3 separate regions of the Homo sapiens genome follow, and all the other regions are linked to region 2. Evidence: chromatin contacts called from ENCODE Hi-C or POLR2A ChIA-PET data. All regions are on one chromosome and are shown on one strand. Each heading gives the region's core, a stretch centred on a gene start or an enhancer-like site at or near the end of the contact. The rest is flanking DNA. Distances are from core to core; before and after follow the strand shown. Region 1 holds the start of RPS7 (ribosomal protein S7). Region 2 holds the start of RNF144A (ring finger protein 144A). Region 3 holds the start of SLC66A3 (solute carrier family 66 member 3).

The links. Hi-C counts contacts between places; a loop is a spot of excess contacts on that map. ChIA-PET counts read pairs that join two places held with the same protein, here RNA polymerase II (POLR2A). Pooled maps may share reads with other maps.
Region 1: a pooled map shows a loop between it and region 2 (7-fold over the local background). The contact joins the promoter of RPS7 here to the promoter of RNF144A in region 2. A Hi-C loop is called at or near these places in 5 of 50 pooled maps.
Region 3: a pooled map shows a loop between it and region 2 (4-fold over the local background). The contact joins the promoter of SLC66A3 here to the promoter of RNF144A in region 2. A Hi-C loop is called at or near these places in 1 of 168 maps with a recorded cell type or tissue (lower leg skin) and 4 of 50 pooled maps. POLR2A ChIA-PET finds 5 or more read pairs at or near these places in 1 of 52 experiments (activated B cell).

The regions. Positions count from the first base shown.
Region 1 is chr2:3,573,279-3,577,488 of GRCh38, forward strand. RPS7 (ribosomal protein S7) reads left to right here and starts at 1,982. Exons shown (of 7, transcript NM_001011.4): 1 at 1,982-2,072; 2 at 2,314-2,406; 3 at 2,539-2,610; 4 at 3,209-3,352. The coding sequence starts at 2,332. It overlaps LOC124907726 (a long non-coding RNA gene), which reads right to left and starts at 1,831. Exons shown (of 2, transcript XR_007086196.1): 1 at 857-1,831. RefSeq lists enhancers at 1,535-2,110, 2,111-2,687 and a silencer at 2,239-2,528.
Region 2 is chr2:6,914,190-6,918,661 of GRCh38, forward strand. It overlaps RNF144A (ring finger protein 144A), which reads left to right and starts at 3,223. Exons shown (of 9, transcript NM_014746.6): 1 at 3,223-3,433. GRASLND (glycosaminoglycan regulatory associated long non-coding RNA) reads right to left here. Exons shown (of 5, transcript NR_033997.1): 1 at 4,213-4,472; 2 at 2,661-3,035; 3 at 1,634-1,778; 4 at 4-161. RefSeq lists a silencer at 3,063-3,552.
Region 3 is chr2:11,152,831-11,157,053 of GRCh38, forward strand. It overlaps SLC66A3 (solute carrier family 66 member 3), which reads left to right and starts at 2,637. Exons shown (of 7, transcript NM_152391.5): 1 at 2,637-2,859. The coding sequence starts at 2,717. It also overlaps a transcript of CIMIP5 not described here. RefSeq lists silencers at 2,224-2,703, 2,814-3,053.

The DNA of each region.
Region 1 (4,210 bases), core at 732-3,231, 3.3 Mb before region 2:
GCACATTAACAGCTAAAAAGAAAAACTCACATAATCATATTAGTTCATAGAAACAATGCATTTGACATACTCCAACATCCATTCATGATTTTATTTTATTTTTTATTTATATATTTTTTTTGAGATGGAGTCTCGCTGTCACCCAGGCTGGAGTGCAATGGCTCGATCTCGGCTCACTGCAGGCTCCGCCCCCGGCGGTTCACGCCATTCTCCTGCCTCAGCCTCCCGAGTAGCTGGGACTACAGGCGCCCGCCACCTCGCCCAGCTAATTTTTTGTATTTTTAGTAGAGACGGGGTTTCACCGTGTTAGCCAGGATGGTCTCGATCTCCTGACCTCGTGATCCACCCGCCTCGGCCTCCCAAAGTGCTGGGATTACAGGCGTGAGCCACCGTGCCCGGCCCATGATTTTAAAAAAACCTCTCAGAAATAGAAACAGAGGGAACTTCCTGAATTTGATTAAAAATACCTGCAAAATCCTAGAGCTAATATTATACTTAATGGTGAAAGACTGAATGGTTTTCCCCTAAGATGGAGAACAAGGCACGGATGTCCTTGCTCACCACTCCTATTCAACAAAGGACTGGAAACCAGAAATAACTTTAATTTTTTTTGTTCTCAAGTGATAGGTTCACAGAGAAAAAGCTTTACTGGATGAACTTTTAGATTACTACTTTTATAGAGCAGCAGAGATAAAAGCCAGGTCGAAAAGTGCATGTGGAGTAAGGAAATGGACCTAGTTCGACAAAAGGGCTCAGAACGACTGCCCAGATGAGATTGTAGACGCAGCTGTAGTTTACTTTCTATCTGGAAGAAACTTCAAGTTATCCTTAATTTTCCAAGGAGACAGTCACTTACCTTTTAAAAAACATTATTAGAGAAGCACCGGGCGGGAGCATATCTAGCATTAAAAATGTGGGATGAATACCATCTCTGCTTGGTAAAGGTGGTTGGGAATCCTGAGAGAGGGCACCTAGTGTGGCTTCTGCATTTTTCACAGTGCCTGGACCACGGCTGAAAGTAACTCTTGCATGACATTTGACAGAAGAGGAAACCGAAGCTCAGATTAAATTCCCTGTCCACAGCGGGATCATTCGGCACGAGTTCCTCCCTGTCTGGAATGCTCTTCCCCAGCAATAGATCCTGCGGCTCTTCCGTGTCTCAGTCTAATGTCATTCCGTTCCAGGATTCCCGACTTCTTAAAGCATAAATAATCCCTCCCCACCCTCTCATTGTACTGTTATGTAAGTTATTACAATATGTCATTATATATTTAGTCATACTGCTTTAGGTAATGTCTTCTCCACTGAACTGTAAGCTCCATGAGGGCAAGAGTTCAGTCGGTTTTACTTAATAATTAGCACCTAGTACAGTACTAGCATAGAATGAAGGCCTCGCAATTTTTTTTAAATTTATTTTTAGACAGGGTCTTGCGCTGTCGCCCAGGCTGGAGTGCAGTGGTGCAACCTCGGCTCACGGCAGCCTCGACCTTTCGGCTCCAGCGATCCTCCCGCGTCGGCCTCCGGGGTAGCTGGGACTGCAGGCGCGCACCACCATGACTGGCTAATTTTTTTTTTTTTTTTTTTGTAGACATGGGGTCTCGCCATGTTGCCCAGGCTGGTTCCTGAGCTCAAGTGATCCTCCTGCCTCGGCCTCCCAAAGTGCTGGGATTACAGGCGTGAGCCTCAGCGCCCAGCCAAGTTAGCCTTTTTTAAACGTCCTGTCTCCGGAGGTTGCCGAAGTTGGTTTTCTTCGGCCTCCTTCTCTCTCCCAGGCCCAGGGCTGGGACGAGGCCGGTTCCCGCCTGCAACCTGCACTGAAGACGGGAACCTTGGGAGCCGGTACCGGAACGCTCGGAAACGGCACCAAAGTACGAATCCTAGGGCGGAAAAGCGTTACCAAGACACTCGTCCCCAGAGCCGCTTCCTGGGACTCTCTAGCCTCCTACCGCTTCTCAGTGATGTTCCGGTTTCCGCCCTCCTCCTCGCGCTGTTTCCGCCTCTTGCCTTCGGACGCCGGATTTTGACGTGCTCTCGCGAGATTTGGGTCTCTTCCTAAGCCGGCGCTCGGCAAGGTAGGTTGGCGGCCTGCTCTCCGACAGAACTTTTCTTCTTGGGTTGAGGAAAACGCCTTTTGGAGTCAGGCCCTGGAGGGGCGAGCCTTGCTCACAGGGTGGGGATACAGCCGATTACCCGCCCTGTGCTTTCCGATGGCTTCTGCGGGGCGAGCGGGGCCTGGCCGGGGGGTGCGGGCGGGAGGGCGAGCCAGCGGCGCCTGCAGCCCGGGCCGCGTAACGCTGACCGCTGTGCCTTCAGTTCTCCCAGGAGAAAGCCATGTTCAGTTCGAGCGCCAAGATCGTGAAGCCCAATGGCGAGAAGCCGGACGAGTTCGAGTCCGGCATCTCCCAGGTGAGAGGGTTTCCCTGGGGTCTGGGGTGGGGGGAGGCGCCCCGCCCGGGAGGGGAGGCGGCCGCGCGTGTGTTGGGCCCGGGGTGCTCGGACGCGCGCTCAGGGTCGGTCCTGCTGTTCGTTGCTTCTTAGGCTCTTCTGGAGCTGGAGATGAACTCGGACCTCAAGGCTCAGCTCAGGGAGCTGAATATTACGGCAGCTAAGGTAAGCTGGCGCTCCCTCGGCTGGGAGGGAGGTTGCGGCGCGTCTCCCCGCGCAGTGCCTGAGAGGGTTGGACCTGGGTTACGGTTGATGATGACTTGCCGCCTGGCCGCCTAACCTGAACTCAGGTTCGGCCGTGTTGTTTGGGAGTGATACCGCCCAGGTGCGGGGAGTGGGGTTGCAGGTACCCTGCGGCTTAAGCTGTCCACATGCGGGCGGTGGAGAAACGTGGAGTAGGGAGGGCCTGGGCCCATTTCGGACCTTATTTGCCCTTACTTAGTTATAGATACGGCAAAGAGCTGTGGGGAGCTCAGGATGAGATTCTCTCTACCCTTAGCCCGGAGTTGCCGCAAGTGGGGGTGCAGAAGTGGTAGTGATTGGCCTCCTGGCCTGAACAGTCTCCCTTCCTGGAATAAGGAAATGTGAAGGTTGGAGAGAGATGAGAACATTTCCGAAGGATGCATTTATGATTAACTCAAAACTAGTATTAGTTTGTAGTGCAGCTACGGTGTTAGTGATAAGGTCTTCTTATCCTCTAATTTGACCACAACGTTTACTTTCTGAAGCAGTTAACACAGTGGATTTTTGTTTTTTTCTTTAGGAAATTGAAGTTGGTGGTGGTCGGAAAGCTATCATAATCTTTGTTCCCGTTCCTCAACTGAAATCTTTCCAGAAAATCCAAGTCCGGCTAGTACGCGAATTGGAGAAAAAGTTCAGTGGGAAGCATGTCGTCTTTATCGCTCAGGTATCTGTTCTACTGTTGCAGCACGTTTCTGTTTGTGAATTTTGCTAAAATTGCTTGTATTTAGACTGCATTGGTAGTTGGAGTCATGAAAACAATCCTTTTATGAATCCAATTGGGTAGAAAGATAAAGTACAGGCAGAGCGCCGTGGCTTAGGCCTGTAATCCCAGCACGGGGAGGTGGAGGCGGGTGGATCACTGTAGAGACCAGCCTGGGCAACATGGTAAGACCCTGTCTACAAAAAATAGAAAAAATAAGTTTTAAAAAGAAAGATAAAGTACGTTCTTTAATTAAGAGTCGAAACAAGAAGTCTGTAAAGTGACAGACTGCTGTGTTTTGAGTTATGAAAATGATTTCCCATATTTAAATTTCCACAAGTCTAGTGGGTTGCTTACATAGATGATCAAACTAAGAAACCTGTTACAGGCCGGGCCCTGTGGCTCACTCCTGTAATCCCAGCACTTTGGGAGGCTGAGGCAGGCGGATCACGAGGTCAGGAGATCGAGACCATCCTGGCTGACACGGTGAAACCCCGTCTGTACTAAAAAATACAAAAAATTAGCTGGGCGTGGTGGTGGGCGCCTGTAGTCCCAGCTACTCGGGAGGCTGAGGCAGGAGAATCGCGTGAACCCGGGAGGTGGAGCTTGCAGTGAGCCGAGATCCCGCCACTGAACTTCAGCCTGGGCGACAGAGCGAGACTCCATCTCAAAAAAAGAAGAAACCTGTTACAGTTCGGATGGGGGATTGGTGCAAACTGAAGTCTATGGGGAATGAAGTGCCAGGATTGATCTGGAATAAAAGTAGTATTCTGGGTCATAGGCATGGGGAAAGGCGTATCTGGGAGATTTTGTCCACTGGCG
Region 2 (4,472 bases), core at 1,973-4,472:
CACCTGGGGACTGTGCCTCTGGCAGGAAAGTCTTGTGCTGTCTGCTCCTGAGAGAAGGCATGGCTTCTGGAATGAGATGATCAGTAGCACAGATGGGCTGAAGATGAGACGTTACATTCCACATTCCCAGAACCATAATATCCCCCAGATTCCTCTGTGTCCTTAAGGAGAGAAAGTCAGAATGAGAACTGACATTTGATTTCCTGCTACTCTAGAGAAACAAGAAATGGAATTTGTTAATTTTTAAAATAAAAAAAGTGAATTTTCTATATTTATGGAATGTGTGATTACAAATTCACATAAACTTCCTTGTCTAATTTTTTTTCTTTTCTTTTTCTTTTTCTTTCTTTTTTTTTTTTTTTGAGACTGAGTTTCGCTCTTGTTGCCAGGCTGCAGTGCAGTGGTGCGATCTCGGCTCACCGCAACCTCTGCCTCTGGGGTTCAAGCGATTCTCCTGCCTTAGCCTCCCGAGTAGCTGGGATTATAGGCATGTGCCACCACGCCTGGCTAATTTTGTATTTTTAACAGAGACAGGGGTTTCTCCATGTTGGTCAGGCTGGTCTTGAACTCCCAACCTCAGGTGATCTGCCTGCCTCGGCCTCCCAAAGTGCTGGGATTACAGGCATGAGCCACCACACCCAGCCCCTTGTCTAATTTTTTAAAAAAAATTCAAGTGTGGGTCTTGAGCTTCCCTTGATTTTCTGTCTAGAAGAGAAGTGTCAGAACGGCTATCTGCTTTCCCAGCTTCTGGGCCATTTGCTGCAGCACTGAGTCGCCAGCCTGCTTCGCATGAGCAGGGAAATTTTGCCCATCTAGGTAATCAGGAAGAGCTTGTTCAATGAGTGAAGGGTGAGTCATACTGCATTGGCACAAACTCTTGGCAACAATGAGTGTCCTTTACAATGGGCTCTATGGGACAGCCCTCTGGGGGAGATGGGCCAGCCAGACCTGAGTAAGGGGCTGGACTGAAAACTGACAGTGACAGGTGGAAGTGAACTTGAGAGACCCAACAAACTTCTTGTTGGAGAGAACTAGGACAGCTGCTCAGAGGCAAAGCTCAGAGTAGAGGATTTCACTCAGTATTTATTGAGCACTTATTATGTTCAAGGCCCTAAGAGGGAATATGTAGAAAAATGCTGTTCTCTAGAATCGTAAGATCTAAGCATCAGAAAGTGAATGCCACAAACATTAAGTGTGGCAGATGCCATGATCAACACAGACAAAGACTAAGTATTACACCAGCTCAGAGATCAGAGATCTAGGGATGGGGAACTCCATGATAGGCCGGGAAGTCTTTGCAGGGAAATCTGCATCTGAGTGCCTTTTGAGGCCTGCTGCAAACAAAACTTTCAATGCCAGTGTCCCCTCTCACTATCTCCCCAACAATGGTTGCATTCACAAAGACAGAGCAGGGGAATGAAGTCACATGTATTACCACATGAGCAATTACAAGTCTCAGTTGGGTCAGGGCATTTTTGCACCTTAACTCTCTTCCTGCAGCCCCAGATGCTCCTTTGCAGTCCCCCAGCTTGAGTGTTATACGTCTGTGTTCCATGAGAATGCCTGCATCTTAATACAGACCCCTTTATTGTGGGGAACACAGCACAACGTCTGTGCATTTGCAGTCACCCACCTGTGCATCCCCTGAATCCTTCATTCATAAGTAGTACTCAACCAGGAACTTCTTTGGTATCCCAGCTCGGACACGGGAGGTGTGAATATATTTTTCATAAAGCCCAGGCCTTTATGCAGAACGATTTTCATCCTCTAGTGAGAGGCTGAAGTAACAAAGTGCTGTTGTTAAGATTCTTCCCATTGTGCATTTTTCTTGAATAATGACATTTCTAAAAAGAATCTGAAACTGAGGCATTAGAAGGCAAGTGCTCGTTCATATATTTGAAGAGGTCAAATATTTACCAGAATAACTTCTCAATACAGAGGGGACAGCTTTATTTTATTTTACTATAAAGATGTATGTGTAGCAGAAGACAAATTATGCAGAGCTTTGAGTTAGTTAAGAATCATCTGATTTAATTCTTTGGAGAAATGAGACAAATTGTAGCTAAGGACTATGGAGTTGTTTTAGTTTGCCAGTTATATTTAATTTGACTATTTCTTTATTTATTGAGAGACAAAGTCTCACTCTGCTGCCCAGGCTGGAGTGCAGTGATGCAAACACAGCTCACTTCAGCCTTGACCTCCTGGGCTCAAGCAGTCCTCCTGCCTTGGCCTCCCAAAGTGCTGGGCTTACAGGTGTAAGCCATGGCACTTGGCCTATTTGACTTGTTTAATCCCTCCGAAGAACTCATACATACTATTGCCACCTCATTTTCCACGTAAGAAAATGGAAGCACGAAGACCTTAATAACTTGCTTAATGGCTAGTAGGTGGTAGAGCTTGAATTTAGACCACACAGTGTGGAGGGTATGCTATTAAGGAAAAACGATGTTCTAGTGGGGTTTCCATTTAATATTGCAGAAAAAAGAATCTATATATTTAAGAAGGTGTTATTTCATGCACACTCGTAGGTTTTGTTCATATATGCACATCTGACGTATAATTTAACATTTGTGTAACTTCAAGCTTCTATGGGGAGTGGCAGAAGATGCAGGAATTCTATTAATACCTTCGCAGATCTTAGATTCCAACAAGCTGGATACCTTAAGAAAAATAAAGAAATTGCTGTGCTTGGATCCCAGATGTCCATTCCACCTTTTGGGACCTCCCGGGGGGCCCTCTTTTCTTCATCCTTCAAGACAAGGATAGTGGGGTGAACAGACAGACTTTCCTTGCGAGGGTTGGCTCAGGAAGGCTCTGGGCTCATCTCACAGCCGCCCCAGCGAGGGTCGGGGAGGCAGGTGCTGGCTCCGGTGGGGTCTGCGGCAGAGCAGGACTGGAGCCCAGGGCGCAGCTGCACAGCTCAACGCCGGTTCGCGCCCTGGTTTACAGCGTTGGGCTGGGTCACCCCTTCTTTCCTAGCTTGCTGCTGTGTGTTCCCTCGGTGTAGGAATCAGGGGAGTGTCTTCTGGAGGCCACTAAAGCAGGAATAGCATTTTCATGTTAGCGTGCACGGGCGGTCTCCGCAGCCCCTCCTCGTGCCGGAGCCTGTCCTGGGGCCTGCGGGGCGGCTCCGGGCCTCGGGCCGGCGCAGGCGGGCGGCAGGGGGCGCTGTGCGGCTCGGCGCGGGGGCGGGGCCGGGGCCGAGCCTCCCGCGTGCCCGGCCTCTGTGCGCGCTCGCGCCCCGCCCGCGCAGCCGCTTCTCCCCGCGCGGGCTCTCGGCAGGCGGGAGGCGGCAGGGCTGGCATTGCAGTGCGGGCCGTGCGGGCTGCGCGGGCGCGGGGAGGCGCGGGCGGCAAACTGCGGGCACCCGGCACCCCGCAGCCAGTACCGGGCGGAGGCGTCAGAGCCGCGCACCGCGGACGAGCAGGCCCAGGTAGAGTGACGCGCGTCCCCTTTGTGTCCGCATCGCCCGGGCCGGCCGCGGAGCGGGGAGGGCGGGACGCGGCGCTGCGCGGCCGGCCTTGGGGCTCGGGGCTTGCGGCCGCGCCTGCCCCGCTGGGTCCTGCCCCGGCGCCCGGTGGCAGCGGGCGGGGGGCAGCGTCCCGGGCGGGGACTCGCGGGCTCCGTTCAGAGGACGCCCGCCCTGCCCTGCCCGTGTCCCTGACCTCGTCCCTGCTCTGCTCCTGCCCTGCCCTGCCTCTCGCAGGCGGCGCCCGCGCCCCAGGGCAGTGGGCGCTTAGGGACCTGGCGTCCCCCTGCCTGCCCTGCGCGGTCGCGGGTCTGCGCTGCGGCGCGGGACAGGGCGCCCCGGGCCAGGGTCCCGCGGGCGAGCTGGCGGCGGGGGCTTTCAAGGTTCGCGGCCCCGCCCGCAGACCCTGGGGCTGGAGCCTCGGCCCCAAGAGGAGGTCTGGGAAAGGACGACGCGTCCGGGGCATCGCCACCGGCGGGGAAGGTCGGAACTGGCCAAGAGGATGCCCCGCACATCCCCTGCGCGCGGGGTCCGCGGCTGCTACTGCCCCTGGTCCCCACCGCGAGCCCTTTCCCGGGGAATGAGCCGCCGCCCGAGCCCCGGAGTTCCCTGCGGGTCTTACCCACCCCAGCCTCCGGCCGCCGACCCCAAGCCCCCTGCACTGTGCTTGGCTCCCAGCTGTTTGGTCGCTTATGCCATCCTGGAGGCTTCCTGGTCCTGGGGTGAAGGGGTGACTTCTTTACCCTAATGGTCTTCGTAGGCAGGTCTCAGGATGTCCACTCCAAAGTTCGTGGTCTTTTTTCTAGAGAATAATAATTTTTAAAATCCATTGAACTGGCCGGGCGCGGTGGCTCACGCCTGTAATCCCAGCACTTTGGGAGGCTGAGGCGGGCGGATCACGAGGTCAGGAGATCGAGACCACGGTGAAACCCCCTCTCTACTAAAAATACAAAAAATTAGCCGGGCGCAGTGGCGGGCGCCTGTAGTCCCAGCTACTCGGGAG
Region 3 (4,223 bases), core at 1,387-3,886, 4.2 Mb after region 2:
ACCCAAACGCCTTCCTGCATGGCCCAAACCTGGCTCCAACCTAGGACCGCCCCCATCCCCACAGCTTCAGGAGCAAAGCCAGTGCCCACAAATCCCAAAAAGGTTTTGCTAGTTTGCACCTGGTGGGGAATGACCATATACGTTGAGCACCTATTCTGTGCCTCTCAATAACCTTCTGAGCGGGATGGTTCTCCCCTTTTAAAAATGACGCTGAGGAACAGGGAAGTTAAGGTCTGTCCAAGATCATGCAGCCTGTAGGGGCCAATGCTAGGAGGACAGCTGAGGTCTGCCTAACCCCGAAGGGCCACACACCCACATCACTGCATCCTGGTCTTCACGCAAAGTAGCCAGGGAGGGGTCTAGGAGCCAGGAAGAAACCTCTTCCACAGCCCTGCCTCACCCAGCTGACCCCCAGAGCAGGCGGCTGCAGTGTCCTGGGCCAGGAGCAGCATTTGTTCCACAATGGAGGAGGCCACTCCCTGCGTGGTCCTGGGGGCACTCATACCTCTCAAAGGCCCCTCATGCTGCCTGCATCCCCAAGTGCTAGCGCAGGCTGACCCCAGGTGGGAGCAGTTCCCTCCTAAGGCTAGTCCTGGGGGCCCAGATCCTGGCCAACCCCTGGAATAAAGGCTGGGGCAGAAGGGGAAGAGGAGGGAGGGGGATTCCACTGCCATGTGGCAGGAACCAGGCACTTCCAACCAGGACCACCTCCTTGCATCAAGGGACCTATCACATGGCATGATGAAAGTAAAACACCTGGCACGCAGGAGGCACTCAACAGGTTCTAGATGTTCCTATAGTCATTGCTGCTGATGCTTGTTAAAAAGCTCTTTACGCTGGGCGCGGTGGCTCATGCCTGTAATCCCAGCACTTTGGGAGGCCAAGGCAGGTGGATCACCTGAGGTCAGGAGTTCGAAACCCCGTCTGTACTAAAAATACAAAAATTAGCCGGGAGTGGTGGCACATGCCTGTAATTCCAGCTACTTGGGAGGCAGAGGCAGGAGAATCACTTGAACCCCGGAGGTGGAGGTCGCAGTGAGCAGAGATCGTGCCACTGCACTCCAGCCTGGGCGACAAGAGTGAAACTCCGTCTCAAAAAAAAAAAAAAGCTCTTCTCTATTTTCTTCTTCAAAAAATTTATATACATATTATTTATTTATTTTTGAGACAGGGTCTGGCTCTGTCTCCCAGGCTAGAGTGAAGTGGCGCGATCTCGACTCACTGCAACCTCCGCCTCCTGGGTTCAAGCCATCCTCCTGTCTCAGCCTCCCGAGTAGCTGGGACCACAGGCACGCGCCACCACGCTCGGCTAATTTTTGTATTTTTAGTAGAGGCGGGGGTTTCCCTATGTTGCTCAGGCTGGTCTTGAACTCCTGGCCTCAAGCAATCTTCCCGCTTCGCGGGGTCAATAACGATCAGTATCGATCTAGCCAGGGCAGGTCCAAGCCGTTTCCTTTAAGGGTTCCCTTCTGAACATCCTTTTCTCATTTAGACTTGGGAGGCAGGACTCAGCACCTGTTTTTTTTTTTCCATAGGCGGAGGTGATGGGCCGGTGAGGCTGGAGAGAAAGAGCCTCGGCCAGAATTCCGAACTCCGAAGCTGACCCAGCTCCCGTCCCTCACACTTCCCGGCTGAGATTTATGGCACAAAACCAGGGATCGTGGATTCTGGCATTGCATTTTGGTGCTTTTTTGCCTGCTTCATAACCAGGCCCTAATACACAGGCGATTTTCAGAGGTTGGAAAATGCGTCCTTCCCTTTCCCTCAGTTTGTGGCTTAGACGGCCACGTCCAAGTTACTTTATCAGGAGAAATCCTTAAGAAACAGTTTCACTGTGAAGTGCTCAAGTTCAAGGCTTCCGGTGGCCCCTCAGGGCCCACGCCGCTAGGAGGGAAGCCTTCAGTCCCAGGCTGGAGACAGGCCGCGTGCTCTGAAAGGGCACAAATGAGGCGACCCTGGGGCTCTGGTCCCAGAAAGTCTCTCCAGCCTGGTTCCCCACCTGTAAGTCGGGAGGGTGCACTCAGCCCTTAAGCAGGAGGCTTTAACTCCTGAAATGCTTAGTGAGAGAAACTAAAACACTTGCAGGGAGGGAAAAATCCCGGCAGAATGGCCCATCCCCCGGGGCCATTTGCCTCTCGGTCCACCCAACCCGTGGAAAAGCCGGACTTCCAGGGCGGCTCCCGGCGGCGGCTAAACTATCGGGTGGCAAGAACGCGGAAATGCGAAGCAGCTGCTGGTGGAGCCCGCAGGCCAGGGTGGGACTGTCGCCCGGGGCGGGGCTAGGAGGGGAGGGGCGGGGCGAGGAGGGGCGGGGCGAGGCGAGGTTGGCCACGGGATTGGGCTAGGTGAGGCCGACCGGGAGGGGGCGAATCTGGGGGCGGGGCGAGATGAGGGTAGTCCGAGGACTGAGCGAGCCCGGGCGGGCCCGTAGGCGAGGCGAGATGAGGCTGGCCAGGGGGCGGGGCGGGCCCGGGCGGGAGGGGCGGGGCGGGGCGGGCCCGGGCGGGAGGGGCGGGGCGGGCCCGGGGGCGGGGTGCGTCCAGGGGAGGGGCGGAGCGAGGCGGGTCCGGGGCCTGGCGGCGCGCGGAGGGGCGGGCCCTGGCCGGGTGGTCCCGGGCGGATCCCGGGAAGGCGGAAGGCTTCGGCAGAGCTGCGCCGCCGAGGCTGAGCGGTCCCTTCTCGCTGCGGCCGCCCAGGTGCCCGCGCCCGTGGCGCTATGGAGGCGGCGCTGCTGGGGCTGTGTAACTGGAGCACGCTGGGCGTGTGCGCCGCGCTGAAGCTGCCGCAGATCTCCGCTGTGCTAGCGGCGCGCAGCGCGCGGGGCCTCAGCCTTCCGAGTTTACTTCTGGAGCTGGCAGGGTAAGGCCCGGGGCGGCCGGGGCTGCCTCCTGCCCCCTCGCAGCTGCTGCCGGCTGGGAGCCCAGGAGAGCCTCGGCTCGAAGTAGGGCGGGGATGATCCCCGCGCGCCGGCGTCGCAGCTGGGCGGCCGAGGGTGAACTAGGGAGCCTAGGGGCTCGGGGTGCTCTTCCCACGGCCACCCGCCACCCGCGTACATTGTTTCTCACCAAGCCCCGCGTGGCACGAATTGATTGCGCACGCCCATTTTACAGATGAGAAAACAGACCCAGCGGAGGCAGCCCTTGGTGCGCTAGTGACAAAACCTGCTGGCCCTGAGCAAGGCCATTTGCACCTCGAGGCTGTCATATTCATTGTCCCTAAACTCACCACGCACCGTCAACCTCGTTCTCGGGCCTCGGTTTCCTCACCTGTGAAATAAGGGGTTGAACTAAGAATGTATGAATCTCTTCTCTTCTCCCGGTGATTGGTGGGGAATCTTTCCTGGTTATTTAATGAGATTCCTTGGGAGAGGGTCTTAAGACAATTGCATTTCTTGTAGAAAGAAGTTTCCTTAGTCATCTGTAAGGAAGTTGGAGAGTCTCTGCAGTTGGGAAGGGGTGACGGAAAGGTCGTTAAATCCTTGATTCTGAGGCAGCTTCTAAGGCTTTCCTATTCAAAGTATTCATCATGCCAGAGCGCCAAACTTTTGGGGTATCATTTTTGAGCCCCAACAATAGGAAAACACATACCTCAACCTAGTGGTCTCGCCCCTTCCCCCTGGCCAGGCCAGGCCTTCCCCTTTGCCCCCCGCCATCACCCAGTGGGGTCTGAAGCCTGGTCCTCCACACAAGCCTTCCTGGTGGGCGGGGTGGGGGGTGCGGCATACAGGATGGGAAGAAGCCAAGGGGTGCGGGGGAGAAAGAGGAGACCTCAGGTGTGGGAGGGTGAGGGGTCCCACTCAGGCTTTGGACCCCGCGCCGGCCCTATGGAGCCCGGCCCTGGGCACAGTCATCCAATAGGGGGCTTTGAGGGGAAATTTTTGGGAAAGGCTTGCAGTGGGAGGGACTGTGACCTCTTCCAGGCTTGTGAGTGACTCTACCCTGCGGGGTGGGGAGGGGGGGGTCCCAGGCTGGATGGCAGGGTTGAGAGGCACCCAGGGGAGGTGGGCAGCATGCGTTTCAGGTTGGTGCCACCACCAGGCTGGGAGCAGAGAGGCTGGAGCGATGAGGTTGTGGCAAAGGACACAGGCTGGAAGTGGCTGTGGTGACTGTTCAGGTGGGAGAGGGGACAAGGGCATGAAAGCCAGGAGTGGGATTTGGCCTCGGCCCCTTGCTAGGTCCCTGAGCTGGGGAAGCTGAAGCTGGACCCATGAAGGAAAAGAAGCC